Regions from separate parts of the Homo sapiens genome. Here all the other regions are linked to region 5. The links are chromatin loops, found by intact Hi-C in ENCODE. Cell type or tissue: mammary epithelial cell. All regions are shown on one strand. Region 1 overlaps ITPRID1 (ITPR interacting domain containing 1). Region 2 has its middle 20 kb from the start of ITPRID1. Region 3 overlaps MINDY4 (MINDY lysine 48 deubiquitinase 4). Region 4 holds the start of LOC107986781 (a long non-coding RNA gene). Region 5 has its middle 49 kb from the start of PPP1R17. Region 6 has its middle 70 kb from the start of ITPRID1. Region 7 overlaps ITPRID1 (ITPR interacting domain containing 1).

What was found. Peaks named below come from ENCODE experiments on the same cell type or tissue, not always from the same donor. Only the 100,000 strongest peaks of a DNase experiment are listed, where the experiment ranks them.
Region 1: a loop joins it to region 5, with 18 times the contacts of the local background. A loop is called at or near these places in 50 of 110 quality-filtered maps.
Region 2: a loop joins it to region 5, with 6 times the contacts of the local background. A loop is called at or near these places in 3 of 110 quality-filtered maps.
Region 3: it touches region 5 in a loop (16-fold over the local background); 7 of 110 quality-filtered maps call a loop at or near these places.
Region 4: a loop joins it to region 5, with 12 times the contacts of the local background. A loop is called at or near these places in 70 of 110 quality-filtered maps.
Region 6: it touches region 5 in a loop (18-fold over the local background); 69 of 110 quality-filtered maps call a loop at or near these places.
Region 7: it touches region 5 in a loop (6-fold over the local background); 39 of 110 quality-filtered maps call a loop at or near these places.

The regions. Positions count from the first base shown.
Region 1 is chr7:31,646,793-31,650,792 of GRCh38, reverse strand. The region is part of intron 12 of ITPRID1 (ITPR interacting domain containing 1); the gene reads right to left. It also overlaps a transcript of PDE1C not described here. Among named protein-coding and RNA genes, the nearest start is that of PPP1R17, 38 kb to the left of the region's middle. In mammary epithelial cell, a CTCF peak has its summit at 2,291 (motif pointing left); no DNase peak of the experiment used is centred here; H3K27ac peaks cover 288 bases.
Region 2 is chr7:31,491,790-31,495,789 of GRCh38, reverse strand. No RefSeq gene overlaps it. Among named protein-coding and RNA genes, the nearest start is that of ITPRID1, 20 kb to the left of the region's middle. In mammary epithelial cell, no CTCF peak of the experiment used is centred here; a DNase peak (open chromatin) is centred at 1,999; H3K27ac peaks cover 686 bases.
Region 3 is chr7:30,798,980-30,802,979 of GRCh38, reverse strand. The region is part of intron 5 of MINDY4 (MINDY lysine 48 deubiquitinase 4); the gene reads right to left. The region is part of intron 7 of INMT-MINDY4 (INMT-MINDY4 readthrough (NMD candidate)); the gene reads right to left. Among named protein-coding and RNA genes, the nearest start is that of MINDY4, 30 kb to the right of the region's middle. RefSeq lists enhancers at 2,065-2,194, 3,061-3,180. In mammary epithelial cell, a CTCF peak has its summit at 2,087 (motif pointing left); DNase peaks (open chromatin) are centred at 1,809 and 3,189; H3K27ac peaks cover 1,036 bases.
Region 4 is chr7:31,132,331-31,136,330 of GRCh38, reverse strand. LOC107986781 (a long non-coding RNA gene) reads right to left here and starts at 1,688. Exons shown (of 3, transcript XR_001745159.1): 1 at 1,488-1,688. RefSeq lists silencers at 1,594-1,693, 1,714-1,763. In mammary epithelial cell, a CTCF peak has its summit at 1,695 (motif pointing left); no DNase peak of the experiment used is centred here.
Region 5 is chr7:31,734,666-31,738,665 of GRCh38, reverse strand. It overlaps a transcript of PDE1C not described here. Among named protein-coding and RNA genes, the nearest start is that of PPP1R17, 49 kb to the right of the region's middle. In mammary epithelial cell, a CTCF peak has its summit at 2,082 (motif pointing right); a DNase peak (open chromatin) is centred at 2,105; H3K27ac peaks cover 862 bases.
Region 6 is chr7:31,441,725-31,445,724 of GRCh38, reverse strand. No RefSeq gene overlaps it. Among named protein-coding and RNA genes, the nearest start is that of ITPRID1, 70 kb to the left of the region's middle. In mammary epithelial cell, a CTCF peak has its summit at 2,162 (motif pointing left); no DNase peak of the experiment used is centred here.
Region 7 is chr7:31,632,439-31,636,438 of GRCh38, reverse strand. All of the region lies in intron 10 of ITPRID1 (ITPR interacting domain containing 1), which reads right to left. It also overlaps a transcript of PDE1C not described here. Among named protein-coding and RNA genes, the nearest start is that of PPP1R17, 53 kb to the left of the region's middle. In mammary epithelial cell, a CTCF peak has its summit at 2,333 (motif pointing right); no DNase peak of the experiment used is centred here.

The DNA of each region.
Region 1 (4,000 bases), 88 kb after region 5:
TCTGTTTAATCTTGTTTAACTTTGTTGCTGGGTACTGCCTCACTCTGAGTATCAATAACATTGAACACATCTGTTCAGCTGGTATGTGTTTGATTAAAGAAAATCTGCTTAGAATAATGTTTATTAGTCTTAGTCCTGCTTAGTCACAGTCCTGGAGGTTGGAATCTGCAGGATCAGCTTCATCCACCTAACAAGCCCACCCTGAGGAAGGCAGGCAAAGGTTAGGCATCCTGTCATCTCCAGGAGTTGGAATCTAGAATTGAACTTTGTCTACGCTTTTAATCCTTCCCATTGCTCCTGATGTAGTCATCGTTTAACTCTTACTTTCTCTCTCAGGCTGTGCCTTTGCCTTGGTTTTCTCATTTAAATATATTCCTGCAGCTCCTGAGAACTTTGGAACTCTCCACTAACAGACTTGACCACCCTCCAGTCTGCCTCCCAGCAGCACAAGGCTGTGTCCCTGGGATGACCTTAACCTCCCCATCCCCCAATAAAAAGCCTGACTGAGAAATCTAAAGGCTGCCAGGAAAATTTACTGTTTGCTTTCGCCAACACCTGACATAGGCCCTTTCTAAGAGTATTTATTAAATGTTGATTATAATTGTAAATATGTATTTCTTACAACTCACAAGTGTCTCTCTCAAGGACCTGAGAGCCACTCCTTTGAAATGTAATCATCTAGAAGGTTTGGGCCTCTGTCCCCGGTCTCTAGGAGGGCAGAATCCTAACTTCAGTTACTGCTGGCTCACAAACACAGTTGGTCTAATGGCATTGACATGGACCAATTCTTTGTGATTTTTCACTTTTCTGACTCTACTGAGCCCCTACTCTTCACCCTCCCTTATTCTCTCTTTAGAATGCCCAAATCACCTCTGCACAAATTGGAGTGGAGCTCAGCTCTTTCCCCTGCTGTCAGTAGTTGCTGAACACAATCTGTTTTCATGGCTTTAACTAAAGCTATTTACCTTTGGCACCTCCAAGCCCAGTCCATTTGCCGGCACTCTGATGACTTGCTGAGTTCTTACCAGCTATCCCCTTTGTTTTGCATCCTGGGTTGGATCATGCTTTGAAATCCATGACCCAGAACTCCAGGGCCACTAACCATTTGACTTTGAGTAATATTAATGCTTGTTAGGCCCTAAAGCCATCTCTATCAGACCCACAGGCTTGGACCCCTTCCCAAAATCAGTGTAGCAGAGGCTGCTAGTTGACTACTCACAATCTTTCTCTCCTTTATTCTTGTTAACAAGAATACTTTAGAGGCATCCATGTGTCTAGCTAAAAAATTACATTTCCCAGCATTCCTTGTAGAGACAATGGCCAGTGAGCTGGGAACAGAGAGCATGCTGTGGGGCTTCTGTGGTGTGCTTTAAAGGAAACTGATCTTGCAGGCTGGCTGTTTTGAAGCTTCTCTTCTTCCTCCTTCCATGGAGACCAACTTTACAGCTAGGTGGACTCCTCTAGCCCTGTTTCTAGGAAGTCTGAGATTTCTTACCCTTCCTCTCTAAACTACATGGCCAACATCCTGGCAGCCGGATGGCTATTTTTACCAGAATTGTCATAATGGAAATACTTTCCTAAGAGTAATGTTTTTATATTGAAAACTCTCCATATTTTGGTTTTGGAGTTTGGTTTTGATTCTATCCTCTCGCTTTTATACTGAATAACGTATTTTGCATAGTAAAGCTCTTGCATCAATTTTGCAATTTTGCAATTACTCTTGCATCAATGTGAGTGAATTTGAAACACTTAGGGAATCTCTGAAGTGATACTGATGTTGGCAGGAATGCTAGATTATGGCTCTTAAGACCAGAAAAGATCTTGTAGACCATGAAGGGCATCTGTTATAGATACGTGTTCTGACATAGAATGGCTAGTTAACTTGTCTGTGGTCAAAAAATGGCAGTAAGATTTCGAACCCATCTCTTGTTTCATTTCTTTTCTTCTAAGATCTGAGTCACAGCAGGGACCACAGTATAGCTGAACACAAGGATAAGTTGCTTGTCCCTTAGCAGCGAGCTGTTTGAGTGGTTCTAGTAGCTTCCCATCAGGTAACCAAGACTTCCCAACTGGTTCAAATTCACTTCAAAGTTCTGGGGACAGTGACGCCAGGATCATGGAAGTGTAGTGCTCAAATAGGCTGAACATCATAAACATTGAATTTTATGCTCATGTAGTTATTTTGGGGTAGCCTTTTGTGATTGAAAGGTATAAGACTGGGGTGTTTTGGTTTGGGAATAACTGATGGAGTGTTTGCTCTCTGAGAATGGTGGAGGGATGTGGAAGATTCTGAAATGCTGCCATCTTCTGGTTATTTGGAAACATGGAAAAACACATTTTAGCCCTAGAATAAGTATAGAAATGATTTCATAATAAAGAAAACTGTAGGTGAGAAAAAAAATAAATAAAAACCCTCAAAAATAGAGTGTTTTGAACATTTCTTCTTTTTCTTCTTCTTCTTTTTCTTACAATATAAAGGCTTGATTATAACCCAAATACCAAATGCAAGTTCTGCTCTACTGACCCAAACCCATTGAAACAAACTTTAACTTCAATGGTAAGAGCACCATCACCAAAAGACAATGAATTTTCACTTTGAATATGCTCATATTACTTTTTCTTATTTGTGTACTTTTACTTTTCTCTAAAACTAAATCATAAACAATATGGAAGCACTTCTAATATTCAGAAATCTTATTTCTGATAGATCTCATTTTCTTTTCTGGAATTTTTTTTGAATTAACACTTTTTAAAATTAACAAATTATCCTGAAGAATTTACCTATATATAACAATTTAGTTATACCAACAAACCATTTTTTTGAATTAACAAATTATTGCAAATAACTCACTTATATGTGAAAATTTAATTATATCAACAAATCATTACCCTAGACAACCCAAAAAGGCCACAAAAATGGCATTTATCAATTAGTCAAATGTTTATCTGCAGTGTTATATATTGCTATATTAGGGGGGTAAGATAATGATGTTTTTGAGTCTTCAAGTCCTTTACCTAAAATTGCTCTTAGTTTCAACATCTGCTCAGAACTCCCATTGTCGTCGTCGTTGTCGTCATCGTCTTCTTCTTCCTCTTCTTTTTTTTTTTTTTTTTTTTTTGAGACGGAGACTCTCTCTGTTGCTCAGGCTGGAGTGCAGTGGCATGATCTCACCTCACTGCAGTCTCCGCCTCCCAGGTTCAAGTGATTCTCTTGCCTCAGCCTTCCAAGTAGCTGGGATTATAGGCACACACCACCACACCCAGTTAATTTTTTTTTTTTTTTTTGTAGTTTTAATGGAGACGGGGTTTTGCCATGTTGGCCAGGCTGTTCTCGAAGCCCTAACCTCAGGTGATCCACCCATCTTGGCCTCCCAAAGTGTTGGGATTACAGGCGTGAGCCACCATGCCTGGCCTCCCATTATCTTCTAAGAGATGTCCATCTCTGCTTATAATCTTCACTTGGTCCAAGAGCTATGTCCTGTTAATATTTTCGTAAATATTTTTTCTAGCCCTGTCTAGCACTTGGCATCTAATTTAAAGCCAATTTTCTTCAGAACAGTTTTCAGGCCTTACAAACCCAGGCTCACTCTTAGTAGATGTTGCTGCATGCACTAACTTGTTCTCTTTGTGCTTTAAATGTCTTTAAGCGGTCTCCTGTCATGGAGGAATGCAATCTCTTATTTCCACTTGCTTTCCAGCACATGCGCCTGTGTGCATATGTATGCCTGCATAGGAGTATAAATATGCACACGTATATGTGTGTATGTTTGAATTGTTTTCTTTGAGTGTATTTTTTTCTATTTCTTTGGATGTTAATAAAGGGAAATTCATTGTCATCTGGTAAAACCTTATATAGCATCCATTTCAGCAGGTGTATGATGTCAAATCAACTGGATATAAAAGTACCTTTTTTTGTATAATTGCAAATTCTAAGAGGAAAGAAGGTGAAGGCAATAGGAGACAAGGCATTAGAAGCTTTCGGATGGTGGCCCTCACACCC
Region 2 (4,000 bases), 240 kb after region 5:
GTGAGTTCTCACGAGATCTGATGGTTTTACAAGGGGCTTTTCCCCCTTTGCTGGGCAATTCTCTTTGCTGCCACTATGTGAAGAAAGACATGTTTGCTTCCTCTTCTGCCATGATTGTAAGTTTCCTGAGGCCTTCCCAGTCCTGCAGAACTCTGAGTCAATTAAACCTCTTTCCTTAATAAATTATCGAGTCTTGAGTGTGTCTTTACTAGCAGAGTGAGAACAAACTAATATCCCCTCTAACACTCTCTGTTTCCTCACCTTCAAAGTGGGGGTAATGAGAGTACACTTCATAGAGTTGACCTAAATTTTAAATATGGTAATTGGTGTAAAACACTTAGAATGGGACCTGCCACTCAGTGAAAGAGTAGTAAATACATGTGCTTAATTCCTCCAAGAAGCTAGAGTTGAATTTGGAATCTCTTATCCTTTTACCTATATGCACCAGCTGCTTTCCCCTTTTAAACCTCAATAACATTTATAGAAGTTCATGGGCATGATTGATGCTGAGCAAATAAGTGTGGCCTCAAGGTCAGGATGAGGTTAGAATTAAGCCAAGATCACTAGGCTGCCTCCCATACCTCTCGAGTACAGGGCAAGGAGCTTCTGCCTGGCCTGGGCTCCCCTTCCTCCTCACAGCTCAGAGTGGACTGTTATTTAAAAATCTAGCTTATTTTGGGTTGATACTGTCTCCAGTCTCATAAAGGGGATGTGAAGTGGCTTATAAAATGAAAGCATGCAAGTGGGACAAGAGGAGGAGAACTAACATTTGTGGAGCACCTATTATGTGACAAATACTTCCATGTATATTGTGATATTTTATTCTCAAAATGACTCTGGAAGCTGTGTTTTAATAACCCCATTCAAGAGAAGAGAGAACAGTGGCGTGAGAGAAATGTTACTTGCCTGAAATAAAAAAGAAACTGTGTTCCAGAGTGAGGCTTTTTGTGGTTGTTGTTGTTTTTCTTTTTCTTTTCTTTCTTTCTTTTTTTTTTTTTTTTTTTTTTAGAGACAGGGCCTCACTCTGTCACCCAGGCTGGTGTGCAGTGGCGTCGTCGCAGCTCACTGCAGCCTCAACCTTGCGGGCTCAGGTGATGCTCCCTTCTCAGTCTCCCAAGTAGCTCAGACTACAGGCATGTGCCAACATGCCTGGCTAATTTTTGTATTTTTTGTAGGCATGGGGTTTCACCATGTTGCCCAGGCAGTTCTCAACCTCCTGGGCTCAAGTGATCCACCCACCTCAGCCTCCCAAAGGTCTTAAATTTAAGTCTGAGTCCAAAGTCCAAATTTTTGTCACCGACCAAGCTGCCTGACCAACTAAAAGATACTGAATGAAGCCATGCCAATTGCTAGAAAAGACTGAACTGTGAGGAGCCAGGAGAGCTGTATTTGTGCAGCTATTATCTCTTAATCCTGACACTGTCCCATAAGAGAAGTGTTTGTTGTCTCGTAGATGAGGATACTGAGGTTCAAAGAGGTTAGGTGACTTGCTCCGTAGGCAAAATGGAACTTGGTCTCAAAGCCAGTCCCCTTGAGAGCTGTTTCCTGGATCAGTGCTACTAAAAAGTTATATAGATTACTCCAGGAAAAAATCTGTCACTGACAAGGAAAATCCACGCATGGGAGGCCTCAACTTCCTTATCTGAGACAAGAAAATAACACTTCTCTCATGGGAGAGTGTCAGGATTAAGAGATGATAACTGCACAAATAGTTTTAATCCCTAAAGCACTTTATATGAGCATAAAGGATTACTAGTACCATTGCCATTGTGGTGACTCATCTGGGAGTCTGGGGGCAACAGCTGTTACACAACAACAGGAGCTCCCTTTTTGCCAAAAAGATAAGGAACGTGTAGAGGAAGTGGCCAAGTCCCCACTTTCAGATGCAAATAGAAAAGGAGTGGCCTCAGTTCATCATGGAAGAACTATTCCTGTTGCAATGTGCAAAGAACAATGAGGAAACAAAGAGGCTTTGAGGAAATGGCATAAATGAGCATGCCTCAGCCCAGCAGTCTGAGTTCTTCAGAATGCAAAAATTTGACTGGTGATTCAACCAGGGGCAGGAGCAACGGGAATTTCTCCTCATATACTTACAGTTCAGGTATTCATTTGATGGCATCCTTGATCATATTACCTCTTACTCAATTACTCTGCCATCATTGTACATGCAGCAGATATTTAACAAGTATTTGTTATGCTCCAGGTTTGGAGTAAGGGAAGTGAACAAGGCCAACAAAGTTCCTGGCCTCATAGAATGTACCTTCTAGTAGGGGAGGATGAACAGGAAACAACCAAGCAAATAAATAAGAAGAGGGTTTCAGGTGATAGTAAGAGTTATGGAGAAAACACAAGATGGTGGAGTTGAATCCAACAAGGGATTGGTGAAAGTCCTCTGCATCCTGAGGAGATGGGAGCTAAGCAATGGGCAGGAACTTGACCAGTGAACTGGCAATGCTCCACTCGCCCCATGCATGTGCCTTCCCTGCTCTTCTCTAACTCCACAAATAGCACCATTGCCTGGATCACTTACCAGCTGGTTTCCAGTGACTTTGGTCAATGAGAGACTCCAGGAGGCAGGAGGAGGGACAGGTGAGGACCTTGTTTCTCCTCCTCTTCCCTGCTTAGGAGTGTTTGGAGAGACTGTGGCCCTCTGGGACTGTAGCTCCCATTGAGTGACCCCTCCTCTGTGACTCCAGCTCTTTCTGGGCTCCAGTGGCATAGGTCCTCCCACTGCTACCCTAGGCCCTCTGACCATAGAGGGAGTAATGGCTTCTCACTGTTGTTACTCTCTGGGCTCTCTCCTTTCCTGGTTGTTCCCTTAACCCTACCCACACTTCTATCCCTTCATTACAGTATCTGCCTTAAAAACTGTGGAGTAGATTCTGCTTCTTGCTGGAATCTGGACTCATACCCCTTGTGAAGGAATAGGGATGAGCATTCCAGAGAGGAAACTATTATTTTATGGACAAAATAAAGAGGATAACTAACCTTTGTGTATTTTTTTTATAGATTATGAAGCATTTCCATAATGGTATCTCATTTAAATCTCATGACAACATAGAGAGCTTGGGCAGGTGTTATTCCTGTTTGTTTATTTATTTATTTATTTAGATGGAGTCTCACTCTGTAGCCCAGGCTGGAGTGCCGTGGCACGATCTCGGCTCACTGCAACCTCCACCCTCCGAGTTCAAGCGGTTCTTTTGTCTCAGCCTCCTGAGTAGATGGGATTACAGGCGCCCGGCTAATTTTTTTTTTTTTTTTTTTTTTGTATTTTTAGTAGAGACAGGGTTTCACCATCTTGGCTAGGCTGATCTTGAACTCCTGACCTCGTAATCCACCTGCCTTGGCCTCCCCAACTGCTGGGATTACAGGCATGAGCCACCACACCCGGCCCGTTATTCCTGTTTTACAAACAAGGTACCAGAGGTTCTGAGAAGTAAATTATTCACCAGATGCTATGAGTGGTCAATGCTAGAACCTAATCTCAAACCCAGGTTTCTGGCTCCAAGCCCAGGTTTCTTCCCCCGACACTGTGACCTAGCAGGCAGGTGGTAAGGAGAATCTAAGGACACTTAAGAGACCAGCTTACCAGTTTCAGTAACAGCTTATGGGATCTGTCACAGACAACAAATCACCAACTAGACTCTAGTTTAGTCATAGGTCACATGGATAGGAAACTCCTCTCAAGCTCAAAAGTGATCAAGACAACTATCAATTCTAATTATGGGGAAAGCCATATGATTAAACCTCACAAGTTGACACTTTTGTTTCAGAGTACCTGCATCTCCACCTTACTCAAAACATTTCTTTCTCCTAACAGGTATGAATTGTCACAAATCACCTATTTCAGAGGAACCAGAGAAGCTAGAAGTTTATAAGAATCATTTGGCCTGGTGCGGTGGCTCATGCCTGTAATCCTAGCACTTTGGGAGGCTGAGATGGGCACATTGCCTGAGCTCAGGATTTTGAGACCAGCCTGGGCAACATGGTGAAACTCTGT
Region 3 (4,000 bases), 940 kb after region 5:
TTGGCCGGGTTGGTTAGGTTGGTTGGTTGGGTGGGTTGGTTGGTTGGGTGGGTGAGATGATTGGATGGGTGGAATGGTTTGTTGGATGAATGGATGGTTGGATGGTTGGTTGGGTTGGTTGGTTGGTTTGGTTGGTCGGTTGGGATGGTTGGTTGGTTGGGTGGTCAGATGGCTGGTTAGTTGTTTAGTTGGCTAGATATATGGTTGGGTGATCAGGCAGTCATGTAACTAGTTTTGTATGAACAAAAAAATTACTGAGTAAATTAATGAATGCCAACAGGCAAACTAAAGTTCAAATTGTTTCAATTATATGAAAGACTTACCACTTTTAAGTTTCACGATACTATCACAGACAGATTAGCATAACTTTCCCTTCCATTCTCCTTGCTAAGTGCACTCTCTCATTTGCTTGGCACTTATTATTGCCAGGTACAGAGACATGGCTGAGTAAAGACAGAGAAATAAGGCCCCATTCCAGGCCTCAAAAAGTTCATGAATATAAATATGAGTTATCAAATCATTGTTCTATACTGAGGGTTGTCCAAGATACTGAAGGAACAAAAGAAAGCAGCCAAACTCTGCTAACCAGGATAGGATTAGGGTGAGATAATCAAGAAGCCTAAGGTGCAAAATTTTAAGAGACCTTCCCTCTCAGGTTAATGCAGGTGTCCAGCCTGCAGCTGAACAACTGTGAGAGTGAGTAGCTCCTTACATTTTGCATCCTAGATGCTTCACCTCACTCAGCCTTGTTCTGGTCCTACTAACCTCTATGTGGGCCTTTATATGGGATTCTGGTAGCCAGGAACTGCTGGAACATAGCTAACAGAGCAGCACAAAAGCATCTTGGAGTGAGAAAAAAAGGAATACAGGAAAGATTCTCCATAATACCACTCCTGCTCTCTCACACTCATCTCCCAAATATTATCTCAGAGCCCAACAACTTCCTTCCATCTAACAGCTGCTACTTCTCCTGCATGGAACATCTTCCCAGCCTGTATCCCAGGACTCAGAACCTAGGATGGAGCTGGCAAGGGCCCAGGTGTGGTCCAAGGGAGATCTCAGAGCTGCCATGCTGATGTCCACAGATGGACAATACAAGATCACTCATCTTCCCTTCCAGGGGGATGTGTGGCCACTCTCTCACTTCTTTAGCCGCACTTTCTGGATCTCAAAGGAAATCTGAGTCAAGGGAAATCTCTTTCCTCTGCAGACGCATCAGATCAGAGACTTGGAAACCATGGAACTGAAGGTACCTTGGGGTTATAATAACCACACAAGGTTTAGGGGTCATCAACCCCATTTTTGGAGGGCTCAGAGTGGCCTGTAACATGCACTGGAGCTGTTTCTCATGTTTAATCTCCTGTGCCTACTTTCAGGAGGCCAGCAATCAGAAGGAGAAATGGCATTCCACTGTGGACTGGGGGCACATGTATAGGGTAAAATGTGATCAACAGGCTGAGAAGTGGGGAGAAGTGGCTGAGCATCGGGCATCAATGGCAGGTGTGGAGGACAGCTGTATCCACCACAGAAGAGAGGTCCCCAGAACAGGTTAAGAAGGTGAGGCTGAACCAGTGCAAGAGCCCAAGCAGGCCACTATCCACACAGGATGACCGGCATGCTGGAAAGGAAATAGGTATTGTGTGTCTCAAGAGTCAGATTTTGAACCTTAATAGTCTGATGTGAAGTCCAAATAATGCATAAAGACAAATTAAAATGAAAATTCTCCCCATTACTCATCCCATGAGGTGCAGATGTTTTCAGAGCTGGGATGCTCAGAAGCAGGGAACAGTCAATGAACCGCAAATGCCACATCCTCTGTAAGCCTCCTCCAAGTCCCGGCTGGCACAATTCATTCCCCCTCAGGACACAGAGAGGCATCTGTGCGCCCGTGGCTTTCACTCCAGATCTGGGGGCCTCCAGAGGCTCTAGAGGACCTGGGAGAGTTTGGGATGCACTTGTCTCTCTCCCCCTGGACTGCTTAAGAAAGGTCTGGTAGGGCCTGGTGAATGTCCCCTGAATTAAATTATGCAACAAGGGCAACGAGACTAAATCGCTGGGGTTGGGAGGATTGATGAAGATCTGCTGCCATCTACTGTCCATTCTTCTGCAAAACCTGAAAAACTGCCAGGCATCCCCAGTGTCAGAGGAGTGTTTCAATGCAAAGGCAGAAACACTGAGGCTTTGGGCCCTTGGCTGTATCAAGGCTGCAGAGACCCACAGCAGAACAAGGCAGGTTAATCTTCCCCTGGATCTGTGAATTAAAAGTACAGCCATTCCTTCTCCAATGTTACTGGTTTACCAGGAAGTCTTTTGCATTAAACACTGCCTCTCCAAGCCCAGGGCCCTCCTGCCCCCTCAATAGCGTCCCTTAACTGCTCCCTGAACTTCCACTCCTTTGTGAGGGCCACAATTTAGCACCCAATTACACAGGGCATCCCAGTGCACCCTGGGCTTCTGGAGGCAGGGAACCATATCATGCACTGGCATCCCCAGTGCCTACCTGGGCTATGACACCTCTGAACTCACTAAGACAAAAGGACGTGACCCAGCCACAAAGCCAGTAATGGGTAATATGATGCTCTTGCAGAGGGCTGCACATGTCATGATGGGAAAGGCTGTCTGAGCCTGGAAACAGTTTCGTTTCAGTCTCACCTTCTGGAGTCTGTATCCTAACCTGTAAAAGATCCCTGCTTGGCCCATCTCACCAGGGCATCCAATGCATCTAAGGTGATATCCAGGGACAGGCTTTGCAGTTTATCTTTACTGTAATACCTAGGGGTTGGGTGAATGCAGAAGGAGCCATGAGAACTGACATGGAGGCCACAGGTGTCCCACCCAGCTGCCTCAGACAGGTAAATACTTCCCAGCTGCTGTCAATGTCAGCTGCTAAGGGCTCACAGCTGCATCCTTTTCTGGAGAATCGTCCTTTGCCAAACTCATCTAGGAGGTTGCACACTGCCCGCCCCACTCCAGGATGGGCAGCCCACAGCCAATGACTAAGAGGGGCACAAAAAGCTCACTCCCTTGCCTTAAACATGGGACTAACTCTGAGTCAATTCATGCTCCACATCTCCCCAGGGGATCAGCCTGAGCCCTTAGCCCTCACACCTTTGCTGAGCTCCTTCCCCTGCCCAGTTCCACTTTCCTCACCCCACTTCCTCCTGAGAGCATGCCCCCAACAAATTACATGTACCGGAATCTGACTCAGGCTTGGCCCCTAGGGCATTGCTTCCCAAAGCTTGACACGCATGACATCACCTAAAAAGCTTGTTAAAACCCAGATTCCTGGGCTCCACCCCCAAACTTCTGACTCAGTGGGTCAGACAAGCTGTTTCTAAAAAGTTCCCAGATGATGCAGATGCTGCCAGTCCAGAGATCACAGTTTAAGAACCATTGTTCTTAGGAACCTAACCTGAGAAACCATTCAACAAGTAATAGGCAAAGGGGTTAGGGATGGTGGAATTTAACCTTGCCCTAGTCAGCCTGCCTTCAGCTCAAAATGCTGCAGCCAGGAACAGCCTGGAACAGGCCTCCAGTGACAGATGCTCATACTCAGGGCTGGGAGTGATTCCAGGTTGCTGTGTCCTAAATCCATTTACTATATACCCACAGGTGCTCAGAGGAGCCTATAGTCTAGGAAGGACTCCAAAGTCACAGGACCCTGGTTTACAGGCTCATTATTTACATAAGATGAGCCTTAGAGAGGTCAACTGAATCAAAGTAATTCAGAGATTACAAAAGAAGTCAGAAGTCTGGTCTAGGCATGTGTAGAGGGTAGAATTGGGGAGCCATTACAGAGCAGCCCATCCTACCCCTTCATTTACAGACAGGAGCACAGAGGCCCAGAGAGGCCTGGAGGTCTGCTCAGCAGACTGCAACCTGCAAGCACAAGACAAAGAAGTGCATGACATAAAGGCAAGATGGGGACTTGCTTTTACTGTCCTTAGACAGTAGCTGTGAGCAACCCTACTAACTTGGGCTCTAGTAATAGTCCTGGTGT
Region 4 (4,000 bases), 600 kb after region 5:
TTCAACTCATCCTTAAAGTTTCAGCTTGGAAGTCACTGCTGTATCCCCAGTGTGAATACCAGGGCTTGTGTAATTAAATAGATGATCCCAAAACCGGCGCCATTATTCAGTACAAACGGAAAGGGAGGGGTGGGGGCAGACATGAAGTTAGGGAGCATTATGGTAGCAGATTGGAAAAGGCGCTAGACTTATGTAAGAAAACAGGATGACTTTTAGCTTCCAGAAATGATTAGGTTAAAAGGTGACATGAGACCGCCCGGTGGCTCACGCCTGTAATCCCATCAATTTGGGAGGCCGAGGTGGGTGGATTGCCTGAGGTCAGAAGTTCGAGACCAGCCTGGCCAACATAATGAAACCCCGTCTCTACTAAAAACACAAAAATTAGCTGGGTGTAGTGGCGGGCCCTGTCCCAGCTACTCGGGAGGCTGAGGCAGGAGAATTGCTTGAACACGGGAGGCGAAGCTTGCAATGAGCCAAGACCGCACCACTGCACTCCAGCCTGGGTGATGGAGAGAGACTTTGTCTCAGAAAACAAACAAACAAACAAAAAATTCACATCAGTGAGGATGGAACTATAAAAAGAAGAATGGATTGGGATGAGAGAGGGTGGAGAGAAGGAAGAGTTCAATTTTTGTGTTTTATTTGATGTGATTTTATTATTTTTTTTTATTTTTTATTTTATTTGAGACGGAGTCTCACTCTGTCGCCCAGGCTGGAGTGCAGTGGCGCCATCTCGGCTCACTGCAAGCTCCGCCTCCCGGGTTCACACCATTCTCCTGCCTCACCCTCCCGAGTAGCTGAGACTACAGGAGCCCGCCACCACGCCCAGGTAATTTTTTGTATTTTTAGTAGAGACGGGGTTTCACCGTATTAGCCAGGATGTTCTCGATCTCCTGACCTCGTGATCCGCCCGCCTCGGCCTCCCAAAGTGCTGTGATTACAGGCGTGATCCACCGCGCCAGGCCTATTTTATTTATGTTTGAAATGGAGTCTCACTCTGCCGCCCAGGCTGGAGTGCAGTAGCGCGATCTTGGCACACTGCAACCTCTGCTTCCCAGATTCAACCGATTCTCCTGCCTCAGCCTCCTGAGTAGCTGGGATTACAGGTGCCTGTTACCAGGCCAAGCTAATTTCTTTTGTATTTTTAGTAGAGACGGGGTTTCGCCATGTTGGCCAGGCTGATCTTGATCTCTTGACCTCAAGTGATCCACCCGCTTCGGCCTCCCAAAGTGCTGGGTGGCATGAGCCACCGCGCCCAACCAAGAATTCAGTTTTTGAAGTAACAGTGTGAGGGGTCTATTCAACAGCTCAGCGGGGTTGCTTAAGAGAGGCCAGTGCTCATGGCGCGAGAGAGGGAAGCAGTCGCTGTGCCTTTCTTGCCTGGAGTTCGATCTGTGTCCTTAGCGGGCACCTAAGGTTCTTGTGGAACCCACAAACTCCCTTTCTTCCACCGGCACCCCACCATACGAAACACACGGTTTCCCTACCTTTGAAATCACGCAAACACCGCTGCTGGAAGGAATCTAATGTTTAAATGGGATGAGGAAGGGATGAGAAGTGAAGAGCGAAGTGGGAGAGAGAATGACGGTGGCCGAGAGAAGCTGTCTTCAGACCCTGCCTGCCCTCGCCCTGGGCCCGTGGAGCTCAGGAAGGCACTTTAATCCGAACATCTAGTGCCATCTAGTGGCCGATTGTTAGAACTAGAGGAACGGTTTCCTGCGGCCTGGACCAAAGAGGGCAAAAGCCGCCGGGAGGAGAGGAATGAGGGACTTGGGGAAGCAGGAAAGGATACAAGCAGTGATTGGAAAAACAGACATGAGCTCTTCTCTTGGATCCAGGATTCAAACATCCATCTTGGGACAGGGCACATGCACTATACTCAGGCTGTCTGTTGGCGGTCCTTCATCGGCAGCAGCCCCTCTCAGGGAGGCCAGCTGCTCAGAGCCAGATCACTGCCCTGCAATCCTCCCCAGACTCCTAGGCCTCTTTCTTTGCCGGATCATAAGATCCCTCATGCCTGGTTGATGCTGTTCCTTGCTGAAGTTTTTCTCCCAATTATTAGCAGCCTGAATTACCAGTGCTTGTGTATGTTATTTCTTATTTGGAAATCCAACAAGCTTTTAATTAGAGAAGCAACAGGAAGAGATATTAAGCTATATTAATGCGTCTGAAAACCCAGCACAGCTAAAAGAAAAGTAATCTCATAGATAACAGCACTGCTGAAAATTACAGAACAGCTTCCAGTAAATAACTAAATGGAAAGTCCCAGAGAGGGTCAATTGTTGCCGGTTAATATTTGTAGTAAAGTACAGCACTTGATAATGCTGCTGTTTCTTATTCTTACGGGAAGCAAACAACAAGAGTTGGGATTTCCCCTTGAGATCCTAATTCCCAGATCCTGCTACAATGAATTTAATGAAAGTTTATCTTCTAAATACTTCCTTCACCAGTAACTCCTAGAAAGGTCTCTAGGATGCTTTTCTTTCCAAGGAATGTCACAAACATGACCATATCTCAGGTCTGAAGATAAGCACCGAAGCAGATTGTTTGCAAAAATGCCTACGATTATTCCCCTCCTTGTATGCACTCCTTGAATCTGGGCTGCCTTTGACTTACTTTGTCCAATTAAATACCATGGAAGGCACTTGTTAATGCTAAGCCTGGGCTTCAATAAGCTAGCCAAGGCACCAGGACATTTGAGAGAGCTCAGCCAAGATCAACAAAGCCATCTGTAGCCAAGTAGAGGACCCAGAAGGAACCAGAAGAACCCAGCTGTTCCCACCCCAAATGGTCAAATCTTCAGAATCATGAGCTAAGTAAACAACGGTTTTGTTTTTTGTTTGGTTGGTTGGTTGGTTGGTTGTTTTTGTTTTTTTTGAGACAGAGCCTTGCTCTGTCGCCGAGGCTGGAGTGCTGTGGCACGATCTCAGCTCACTGCAACCTCCGCTCCTGGGTTCCAGTGATTCTCCTGCCTCAGCATCTCGAGTAGCTGGCATTACAGGCACCCACCACCATGCCTGGCTAATTTTTATACTTTTAGTAGAGATGTGGTTTCACCACGTTGGCCAAGCTGGTCTCGAACTCCTGACCTCAAGTGATCTGCTTGCCTCGGCCCAGGATTACAGGAGCAAGCCACGGCGCCCGGCTGATGGTTGTTTTAAGACCCTAACTTTTGAAGTGGTTTGTGATATAGCAATAACTAATAGATATAAGCATTATGACTAAATTGCATCCTAGAAAGTTTATGTTTCCTGACTGCATGGAAAACCATGATACACATTTTCTTAAAAAGGGCATTGGAGGAACTGGCCAAATAGGATTAAGGAGGTTGGGGGCCTCCTCATGTTGCTGATCAGGGAAGTCTCTGGATTTCCCTTTGGAGTCATCCGAAGTAACCCTGGCTATAAGAAAATCTATTCAATCATTAGCAGATTCTAGTTAAGCAGATAGATGAAATTTTAATAAGGTATAATTCTGGTTGTTACCATACTTACCTAAATTCCTCATTTATTTCATGCCTAATTTATTGTAACAGCTAATTTCTCTTACCCTAGATTTATTTCTACTTCAATTTAAATTGTTGTCTACAATCAAACCAATTTTTATCCTAATGTCTCTTTTAATATGTTGATCCCCTGCTCAAAATTCTTCAATATCTCCCTATTTCCTGCCACACAAAAATAGTCCCTGAAAACAAAATTAGCAAAATTAATTAATTAAAAGTTAATAAATTAGACAAAAATTTTAAAAGTCTTTTCTTCTAAAAATACAGTTAAGACAATGAAGACAAGCAACAAACTGGGGGAAGATATTTGTAAATCACATATCTGATGAAGGTCTTGTATAAATAATATGGATTTTAAAAACTCTCACAATTCAATAAGAAATCAAATTAGCCAACTTTTAGAAAAACTGGAAAAAGACATGAACAGATATTTAGCCAAAAAGATATGAGTAGCAAATAAACACATAAAAAGATATTCATCAGCATAATTAGAGA
Region 5 (4,000 bases):
CATGGCGGCTTGGTGCTATGGGAATTATGCCCCCTGGGATGGCCTTGCAGAAATGCCTCTCCTAGCTGGGTTGCTTTTCAAGCAGCACCTGTGATATGGCTTGGCAGTGTCTTCACCCAAATCTCACCTTGAATTGCAATAATCCCCACCTGTCAAGAGCAGGGCCAGGTGGCGATAACTGAATCCTGGGGGCAGTTTCCCTTATACTGTTCTTATGGTAGTGAATAAGTCTCGGGAGATCTAATGGTTTTATAAATGGTAGTTCCCCTGCGCAAGCGCTCTTGCCTGCCACCGTGAAGATGTGACTTGCTCCTCATTCACCTACCGCCATGATTGTGAGGCCTCCCCACCCATGCGGAACTGTGAGTCCATTAAACCTCTTTCCTTTGTAATTACCCAGTCTCAGGTATATCTTTATTAGCAGCGTGAGAACAGACTGATACACCCTGATTCCATTGAGATTGGGCTCATGTATCCTCTCTTTAGCCCTTCTCACCTCACCCTCGACTCTTCCTGGGTCTCGCACTGGCCTGCTAGGCTGCGTGGCTGGAGGGAGGTGTACACTGAGCATCGTCTAAAGCTGATGCCAGCACTGGGGCACAGGAGAGGACTGGGTGACAGCAGCGGAAAGGTGGGCAGGGATAGGTAAAGGAACTCCAGCCCAAAGGGGAAGGAGACAAATCCCTATGGGCATCTACTAGGGTTTTTCAGGTTTTCTATGCTGTTATTTAACCTATATAACAGTCCTTTGAGGCAAACAGGGCTTAAATCTCTGGTTCTTACCTCTCCTTATTTATGATGATCAAAACTAGAGTGTTTTTGAATGGTTATTGCAGAAGAAATGGACTTTTTTTTTTTTTTTTTTGAGATGGAGTGTCGCTCTCTCACCCAGGCTGGAGTGCAATGGTGCGATCTTGGCTCACTGCAACCTCCGCCTCCTAAGTCAAGCAATTCTCCTGCCTTGGCCTCCCGAGTAGCTGGGATTACAGGCACCCACCACCACACCTAGCTAATTTTTGTATTTTTAGTAGAGACAGGATTTCACCATGTTTGCCAGGCTGGTCTCGAACTCCTGACCTCAGGTGATCCGCCCACTTCAGCCTCCCCAAGTGCTGGCATTACAGGCATGAGCCACTGCACCCAGCCTGGACTTACTTTTCTACACTACAATATCTTGGAGTAGAGGCAATGTTTTATATTTGAGAGTGAATTCAGACTTATGTTGGCATGTCAGTCTGAACTACTGAAAAGCTACATTTTTGATTCTGGGTTTCAAAAGAAACAGTTTTATTGTATATGAAGCAAAGAGACCAAACTAGGTTAATGGTGGTGGTATTCATTTATCTATATATTTTTTTCTATAGCTATGGTTAGAATTAGAAGAGTTGGTGGGGTATGGTGGCTCACACCTGTAATGCAAGCACTTTGGGAGGCTGAGGTGAGAGGATTGTTTGAGGCCAGGAGTTCAAGGTCAGCTTGCTCAACAAAGTGAGATACCGTCTCTACAAAAAAAAATAAAAATAAAAATAAAAAAGTAATAAAATAAAATTAGCCTGGTGTGGTGGTGCATGCCTGTAGTCCCAGCTATTTGGGACACTGAGGCAGGAGAATCACCTGAGCCCAGGAGTCAAGGCTGCAGTGAGCCATGATCACACCACTGCACTCCAGCCTGGGTGACAGAGTGAGACTCTGTTTTGTTTTGTTTTTTTTAAAGGGGGAAAAAAAGAATTAGAAGAGTTGTTATAATGAACAACTAGTTTGTAATTAGAACATCAACTGCGTTAAGTGGCTACTTTGCAGATGCCTGAAGGAAACTTGATTCGGCCTCCCCACCTAATTTTACACTGAGCCTCCCCCCACACAAGGGATTCTCATAATTTGGAATATCATGTCTCCTTTTTTGTGCACCCATAGCATTAACTCTATAACATTTTTATCTGTGAGAAAAAAACATTTTGCCAGGCAGAAATAAACCTCAACCTTGCATGAAGGATCACAACACATTGAACACGCAGATTCCAAATCAGTGTTTCCCAAGTGTTAAAGGCTCTAGCATTAGCAAGCAACTGCAATGTGACAATTTTTCCTGCAGGTGGCGGTGGTGTGTAGGGAAAAAAGCCACACGGTTGGACCAAGGTTTCCCAGGATAGAGAAGAATGGAGGCTGGCTTGGTACGTTCCACTCAAGTCAGCAAACACATATTGAGCCCTTCCAGTCTCCAGGCACTGCCTTAGGTGTGGGGTGGATCCAGTAGGAGTGAACCTGGGTCTCCAGTTTGGGGAACTCACAGTCTTAGGGAAGAATGTGTCCTTGTCTATTAGGCAGGATTATTCGGGCTGCCCTTGGAAAACTTAAAAATCAAGCCCACAGCCAGTTTTTCTCTGTCTACAGGCCTCATTGTAGGGACAAAGAAATCCCTAAGGCAAGCCTGCCCACATTTCCAGGGAGTACCTGCTGGTACAAGACCTGGAACGAGAGTGCGTCTTTGCATGTGCTTGGCTGTTCTCATGGGCGTTCATCTCCCCACTGACTCTACAATCAATCAGCCCTTTGTATTTGTGGGTACTACAGCCTTGTGTTCACTCAACTATGGATTGAGAATATTTGGGGAAAAAAAATCCACAAAAAAATTTGCACACAGCAATGCACTGTTGAATCCACGTGAATGTGTAGGCATTGTATTAGGTATTATAAGTATTCTAGAGATGATGTAACATATATGGGAGGATGTGCATAGGTTATATGCAAATACTATGCCGCTTTATATAAGAGACTTGAGCATCCTTGGATTTGGGTATGAGGAGGAGGTCCTGAAACCGATCTCCCACAGATACGGAGGGATGACCGTATATACAATTTCGCCACTTCTGCAATTATAATCTATCAAAGGCACAGAAGAAGACAAACAACATGCCCTAGAGCCACAGACCCAAAAGGAAAAAGAAACGGTTGTTTTTTCACCTTCTACTCAGGAGCAGACATTCTATTTTGTAAGCATTATTTCATTTAACATTTATGACTACCCCAAGGTGACAGAAGCAGCTGTTATTCTCACTTGACAGATGAGGAAACTGAAATTCAAAGTTCACAATGTCACCTAACATCCACAGCTACTAAGTGTCCAGGGCAGGATCTGAAGTCTGACCCCAGCGGATAGATGCCTTCTGTATGGTTTGATGAGGCAATAGCAGGCCTGGGACGTTTGCTTATACTGCCCTCATGACACTTAAAGGCAGTGCTTTTTTTTTTTTTTTTTTTTTTTTTTTTGAGACAGAGTTTCACTCTTGTTGCCCAGGCTGGAGTGCAATGGCATGATCTCAGCTCACTGCAACCTCCGCCTCCTGGGTTCAAGCGATTCTCCTGCCTCAGCCTCCCAAGTAGCTGGGATTACAGGCATGCACCACCATGCCTGGCTAATTTTGTATCTTTAGTACAGACAGGGTTTCTCCATGTTGGTCAGGCTGGTCTCAAACTCCCAACCTCAAGTGATCCGCCCATCTCAGCCTCCCAAAGTGCTGGGATTTCAGGCGTGAGCCACTGCACCCTGCCTATGCAATCCTTTTCAAATATTAATCAAGTGCTTACAAATCACCTATGGATCTTGTAAAAATGAAATTCTGATTTGGGTGGGGCGGGAGGCTCTGCATTTGTAATGAGCTCCCAGGTGACATCAAAAGATGCTGATTGGGGGACCATACTTAGAGTAGCAAGGCTTCAATTTGCAGAGGTCCCTAAACTTTTAAAATAGTCTCGGCAACTCTAGGCCAAAAGATATTCCTAGTCTACTTTTTAAGTTATTAGGTCCAAACAACTAAAGTCTTTATGTTCTAACAACTTGGCAGCCATATGAAAAACTTATTCATATATAAAGAAGAAATTTTTTTTTGTTAGATTACCACAATTACTTACTAATGGGACATATGTGCCCCGGGGCCTCACAGCTTCTCAAGCCTTGAAATGAGATGGGACAACACCGCCCTTATTTCCTGTTCCATCTTGA
Region 6 (4,000 bases), 290 kb after region 5:
AAGTATGTCTGCTCTCTCTATGCACAAGATATAGGGCCCAAAATGTTCAGCCTGTTGAGTTACTAGAATATAAACAAAGTATACACACAGCCTAGGACCAGCGTCCTCTAGGATTCTCTTCTCAGTGGGGCCACCAAAATCACTGAAACAGGTCAGAATCAGGTTAGCATCCCCAAAGGAGTCAAAACAAGAAGGCAGTGCCTAGACGTGGAGCTTAGCTGGATGGAAAAGGAGGAAAGTTCATGGGGTCCATGAGCGGACTCAGAGCAGCCCTATCGCAGGATTAAGCCTGGGAGGTTAATATGATGCATCGGTAGCTGTCACGGCCTTTATTTCTCTCCTACAGCTGCAGACAGTGGTGTCCCGAGTCCTTGAGAGAACAGCTTGGGAAATGAGGCTTATGTGAGATGACAGGAAGAGTCATTGCGGCAGAGGGATGGGACAGAGCAAGAAAAATTGTGAGATGGCTGACATGGTGCCAGGTTGGAGGGAATTTTATAAACCAGGCAGAGGGTGTTAGACATGAAATATTATCAGAGAGGCAGAGCCATGAGAGTTTTTTTATTGGGGTGAAGACATGATTGAAGAAAAGTTTTGTTGCCACTTATAGGATTGGAGGGGACAGAAGTAAAAAAAAAAAAAAAAACCTAGAAGTTTCTTAAATAAATTCAGGTGTGACATGATAAATGTTGGCAAGGGAAATGAGAAAAAAAGGGTGACTTTAAGAGAGACTTCAAAGGAACAATCTTTACGACTGTGCATAGCCTCAGTAGGTAGAGAAATGTAAACCAAAGCTGATACCAAGATTATATGCTTAGCTGACTGAAAAATGCACCATTTCTGGCCAGGCACGGTGACTCACACCTGTAACCCCAGCACTTTGGGAAGCCAAGGCGGGTGGATCATCTGAGGTCAGGAGTTTAAGACCAGCCTGGGCAACATGGTGAAACTCGTCTCTACTAATAATACAAAAATTAGCCCAGTGTGGTGGCGCGTGCCTGTAATCCCAGCTACTCGGGAGGGTGAGGTATGAGAATCGCTCAAACCCAGGAGGCAGAGGTTGCAGTGTGCCGAGATCGCACCATTGCACTCCAGCCTGGACATCAGAGCAAGACTTCATCTCAAAAAAATAAAAAGAAAAATGTGTCATTTCTTTCTCAAAAGAGACAGAGGGTAGAGAAGGAAAAGGAAACAAATGTGAGACTCAGGTTTTACCTTTTGCCAGTACAGTTTGAGATGGTCATGATACATTCAAATAGTTATGTCTATCAGGCTGAAAGTTAGAACTTGAATGGAGAGAGGTTTACTGGTATGCTGATAAATGTTTAACAACTGGCTCTCCAGGAAGGAAAGCACCCTGGTTTATATCATTTGCCAATTCTGCGGCGTAAATGCTTCCACCATGGCTGATTTTATGCTGCCAACCTGAAGTCACTGAATGCAGAGTTGGGAAGAACTGCCTGTGGGGACTGATGGGAGGTGACCCCAGAACAGCACTGGAAGATGACAGGGATGGAGACTTGAAAATCAAAGAAAACATAAAGTCAAGTCCTGCATTTTACGATGATGAAACTGAGACTGGAAATGGGACAGAGAAGAGAGCTGAACTCTTGAAAGCAGTAGGATGGTTTAGAGGCAGAAGACCAAAGTGTCAGAGATTTAGCCTTTATCTCTATACACAGAGCTTGGTGCTGCTGCAAAAACAATTCATTTGAAGATCAGGAAGATTATGATATTTAAGGTAAGAGAAATATAATTCCCAATGATTATCAGTAGATAGAAGAAAGATAATGCTCAGAGGGTTGGTTGCAATTTTCTATTCTACCTAAGTTCTGATTGGCCTATTGTCTGTCATCCTTAGCTGCTAGCACAAATTACTTCAGGTACTAATTTTCTGAGCTTGTATGCACATTCTGTTTGGCTTATTTCTGCAACAGGTCAAAAGAAGGAAATGAGCCTGTGTGTTCTTATCTAGGCATTCTCAGAGAAGGCTACAAACCCATTACCTCTCACATCCATTCAGAGCACTGTGACACCAGGAGCATGGTGAGAGCTCATCTGTTGTCTTTGGGGATCTTAGGGATCTTTTCTTACTTCCTCATCATGACTCCTAAAACCTTATTCTAAAGAGCCTGCCTTGGGAACACTTGCAGCTTTTACTGCCCCCTAGTGGATATCACACATTACTTCATCCTTCACGGCTTTTATCTGCTGAGAGGGATTAGAGATCTCATCAAGCTCTAGGGTTCAAGGAAAGCCCAATAAATAGCTTTCTCCTGATAACTTAAACTTCAATAATGCGACGGTTCTCAATAATCTTAGCACTCTGAGTATGCCCAGCATTCCTTTTAGGGAAATACAGGTTCATTCAACTTCGTGTGTGACACTAGATTGTCCCCCAAAAGTCTCATTTAAATGTTGTTTTAGCCTCGTTTCTTATTCTAAAGCTTTTTAATCAATTGAGAGCATCTGAGAACTTGACTTTAAGAAGGAGGAGGATCTCTTGTTCTATGAGTATTCTATGGGTTTCTTTCCATTTTGTGGAAATAAAAATAATCACAATTTTCTCTTTAAGCTTTTGACCTTTGTGAGATTAGACCCTGTAGTCCATTAAGAGATCTCAGACACCAAAGTTGATATGGCCTTCAGAAACTTAAAAAGCCATATTAAAATTTTAAGTGTACAAAGACTACATTGTTCACCGGGCCCTCTTTGACCTTGCTAAGAAAATGTTTATAGGGAAACATCTGCAGTCTTGTGTGCAAATACTTAGGAGCGTAAATCAAATCTACAGATAACGTCTTTGAAACCCACTTGTAACTCACTCATTCTTTATTATTGGGTGTTCCTCTCAATTGCTCAATCAGCAGAGTCAATTTACTAGTTACAACTATGATTTTACTTTACTTATGCAATCGGAATTAAATTGGCCTTTTGACTATGACTGTAAGGCTTATTTTATCATACACAAAATACCCATCCTCACATCATCCCACCCCCAACACACACACACATATCTACAAAAGCTTTAAAGGGGAATATAGCCCTTTTCTGAAGGTTTTCTTAGAGATGGGTAGGATGTCAAGGAAGGGATTATACCACACTTTAAATAAAAACCATCTTAACTGCATAGCAGGGTTTCCAGTCTCCTTTCATTCTCAAACTTCCCCTGTCCCTCCGTCTCCTCTCTGCTCTCTCATGTTGGTCCTTCTGGCCTCCTCTCTGTTTCTTTCCCTCTCTGCCCATCGTTCTTGCTAAGGTGATCAATCTGGTCTGTTCTTGGATCCTCTCAAAACCTTATTCATACAAAGCCCATTTGAGAGAAAATGTACTAAATATTTTCACTTTAACTTTTTGTCCTACGATAAAAAAAACTTCTTTGTGATGATTATTGTGCAAACACGAAAGTTTGCCCTTGGACCAAATTACTGATGTCATCCACATGGAAGTGGCAAATGCTGATGCTTCTGCTCCTCCTTATTTCTTCTCCTCCATACAACGTGTCTCTAGACATTCCTCCGGGAGCCAGCAGAGTGGAATCACTGCATTATCTGTGGGCTCTTGTACACAGGCCACTTGGGTGTCTACACTGAGGATAGTCCTGATCTCACTGGAACTTAGACAGGAAGGAATGCTTCTTTTCAAATTGTTCCTAATACCACTACTCTCTTTCCTCTAAATGAAGACAGCTGTACTAGTGTATTTTCATTTATGGGCCGTGACCCACTGGGAGATCATAAAATCAACTTAGTGGGTCACATTGGGAGTTTTTAAAAAATGAAATATAATAGAAGAAAATATCAGGGTGCATCACCTAGGAAGGGTGACTACCGTTTTATGCAACTTTTCAGTCTTATCTAATGCATAGCATATCTCCTACTGTGACCTGGAAGTCAAACATATCTGAAAGTTTGAAAGACACTTTTTCCAGATTTTTTTTTTATGTGAAAGTTCAAAAATTGTCTCCAAGTAGACGTGGGTGGGGGAAATTAGGCATTGT
Region 7 (4,000 bases), 100 kb after region 5:
TTTCAACTTTTCAAACAATCTCGAAGCAGTTACTATTCTTGAATATAAGCTTCATATGCAATGTTTGCTATTAACCCTCTTACAATGAATGGATGAAATTATACGTTAGAACACTAGCACAGAGTGATATGTTAGAGCCCATTTGTCCATGTGCTGGCTAGTTTATACCAGTCTGGTTGATATGGCATAGCTGTGTCCCCACCCAAATTTCATCTTGAATTGTAGTTCCCATAATCCCCACATGTCATGGGAGGGACCTGGTGGGAGGTAATTGAATTATGGGGGCGGTTTGCCACCCCCATGCTATTCTTGTGACAGTGAGTGAGTTCTCATGAGATCTGATGGTTTTATAAGCATCTGGCATTTCCCCTGCTAGCTCTCATTCTCTCTCCTGCTGCCCTGTGAAAAAGTGCCTTCTGCCGTGATTGTAAGTTTCCTGAGGCCTCCCCAGCCACACAGAACTGTGGGTCAATTAAACCTCTTTTCTTTTTTTAAAAAAAATTATTTTAAGTTCCAGGGTATGTGTGCAGGATGTGCAGGTTTATTACATAGGTAAACTTGTGCCATGGTGGTTTGCTGCACCTATCGGCCAATCACCTAGGTATTAAGCCTGGCATGCATTAGCTATTTTTCCTGTTCCTCTCCTCTGACCCCCGCCCTCCCCTTACAAGCCCCAATGTGTGGTGTTCCCCTCCCTGTGTCCATGTGTTCTCATTTAAACCTCTTTTCTTCATAAATTACCCAGTCTTGGGTATTTCTTCATAGCAGCATGAGAACGGCCTAATACACTGGTCCAAATGAAAATAAACAACTACAAAGGGTCCCTAAAAGGTAGAAAGAGTAATTTCCTCCAAAAGAGGTATACTTGTGATATAACTGTTGCCTTTCATTAACTGTACTTGTGTAAAGCACAAAAAACAAACCAATGTTTGAAACTCAAGCAATAAAAAATCAGACATTGGGAACCTCACTTGAATGATGAGATCAAATGGTGGAATTGGGCATAGTTCTCTCAGGTGTAGAGGCTTATTTATCTTGTGTTTGTTTTAGAAGTGAAATGCCTGCATGTCAATCGTTTTGAGAGATTCACCAAGCAAAATGTGGGCCAGGTTACTGATGGTTTAGTTTCTTCAAGAGGCTAAAAATCCTTTCTCTTTATAGAGTACCTTCTCAACAACCAGACTATGCACATCTAGATGTAGGATTTCCAAATTCTAAATATTCCCTTAGAGTCATAGAAATTAAATGAGACAAAGGATGAGAAATCACCTAGCTCAGAATGGCCATGATGGATTATTAAACAAACAGACAAATACAAATGTACATCATTTATCACTCCCACACCCTCACACCTAATATGTAATATAACATATCACACCTAATATGTAATACATTGCCTTTAGGGAAGGCAATATGGCATCTGGCAAGAGTAATGGCAGTGGTACCAGCACGCCTGGCCAATCCCACCCCACCCAGTTCCTTCAGCTAGCTAAGCCAAGACTAGGGGAACTTGAGACGTCTCATTGCCCTCAGTGGCATTTTCCCTAGGCACTCAATATGCCGAAGGAGCCACAGTTCTTCCTTACTCTGCTCCAGTGGGGCCTTGACTTCCCACCTGGCACCTACCAGTCCTTTTCCTCCAGCTAGATCTTATCACCTAAGCATTCTATTGCCAGCTGAATCCTGTTCCAAACCAGTTGTGTAAATGGAATCCTTCACCACCACCAAGCCCTGCACAATTTTTTTCATGCCTCCTTAGACTGCTGGTTCCCCCATCCTGCCTATCCCATAGCTTAAGGGGGTCCACTTCTGTACACTGGATGCTATTGAAATCTAGTTAGGCTCCATGCTGAACCATCTAGAAAATTTGAAGCCTGCTCTACTGGAGTCTGATTCTGACTCTCCTACTTAGAGGCTGTGTGATCTGGAGCTTGCCTCTTACTCTCTCTGAGTCTGTCCCCTCATAGGGAAAGTAATGAATATGGTAATACTATGTTACTTGTGGGGTTGCAATAAGGATAATATCCAGTAATATATTTCTAATAATATATAGGCTACATAATGTTATATGTAAATTTTTGCTGCAGGACATCATTATTAATATTATCTGTTATAACTCAATCTTCGTATCATTAATAATAATCATGGTTAATACTAATATTAATTAGAAATTACCATTTTCAGCACACAAGTGTCTTCATGGAGATGAATTTTACCCTCCCAATTAGGGGGACCCTGCTTGGGGCAGGACTACTCTACTGACTTGTAAGTTGGGAAACATTTCTGCCTAGGAGGAGACAGACGCCTCAGGCACTTTGTGGGAATAATCACCAGATGGCAGCATTACACCAACCACAGAGTGGAAGAACCTGGTCCCTGCCAAAGGACCTTTGGAATGGCTAAAATTAGTAAGAAAAGTCAACCTGCTTTTCTGGGCTGGGCTGGTCTGGTAATAAAAGCTTCTGAATTCTAGGTGGAAAGTTCCTGTTTAAAATAGTCTGAGTTCACAGAAGCTATAAAATTGAAAGTTACATGGGAAGAGGGAGAAAAAGCAGAGGTGATGGGGTGTCAAGTGTGATAAAGTTGTGTAGAGCAAGAGAAATGTTTCAACCTCAGACTGTTTGAAGTTAACTGTCTTCATCAATCAATTCTACTTTAACTATTTTATGGTCAAGTTCCTATCTCTTCTGTCCTCCAATGGTACAAAATTCTGTGACAGCTCTGTGGTGAAGCTGAGTCACCAAGCAAGTTAGCCTAGAGTTGGAATGGACATTAGAGATTAGGCAAATGCCAATGCCTTTAAGAGCTGGGCAGGTGGCATAAATATGTGAAACAGCTAGACTTCAGGACAATGGGCGGTAGTGTGAATTGTTCAGACCAGAGAGCAGTTGTTCCTTCTAAGGCATTTTACAAAATTAATTTTCAATGTTTTGTAGAACAAACAAAACCTCTCTATGTTCCCCAGGTTGGAAGACAGGATGGTGCCACCTCCCTTCCAGAACACTCCTTATAGATGGTCATTTAGCTAGTGCTTACTCACTTTTGGTGACAAGCAATGACTCCTATCTGGTCAGAGAGCATCATACGTTTTAGGAAATTCGTCTTTGTATTGGCCACCTCTACCTTAGCATTTTACATTTGTCGGTCATAGCTCTGCTCCTTGGAGTAGTGCAGAATGTGTCGAACTCCTTTCCCAAAGACAGCTCGCTTGGACTCTCCAGGCCTTTCTCCTCAGCGTAAATCTCCCCAGACCTGGCCGGTCGCGGTAGCTCACGCCTGTAATCCCAGCACTTTGGGAGGCTGAGGCAGGCAGATCACGAGGTCAGGAGATAGAGACCAGCCTGGCCAACATGGTGAAACCCTGTCTTTACTAAAAATACAAAAATTAGCTGGGCATGATGGTGCCCACCTGTAATCCCAGTTACTCGGGAGGCTGAGGCAGGAGAATCACTTGAACCAGGGAGTCGGAGGTTGCAGTGAGCCAAGATCGCGCCACAGCACTCCAGCCTGGCGACAGAGTGAGACTCTGTCTCAAATAAATAAATAAATGAATGAATAAATAAATAAATAAAAATAAAAATCTCCCCAGACCCTTTAAATCAGCTCTCACAGGGCAGGCTTTTCAGGCTGTTTGTGTCTTGTACTTTTGAATAGGCTCTTACTTAATGCTTGCTGTAAAACCTGTCACCCAGCTGGGCTTCAGTAGTAGGGATGACGGTCTGACCAACATGGAAACGAGGAGGACTGCTCTTTTCCTGCTGCTAGATTTCACTTCCATACACACAGCCTAAGGTTGTGTTAGTTTAGTCAGAAGTTGTGTTCCCAGTGTTGGGTTACACTGATATCAGTCTCTATTTTGAAATCAATAAATAAATGTTTAGAAACCTAAGTGAATGGTTTAGTTTATATCCTTGTGAAATTTGATCTAGCTTGTTTGGGACCATGGTTCCATCCTGTCATGGATAATTTTTATTTTTATTTATTTATTTTTTGAGAAGGA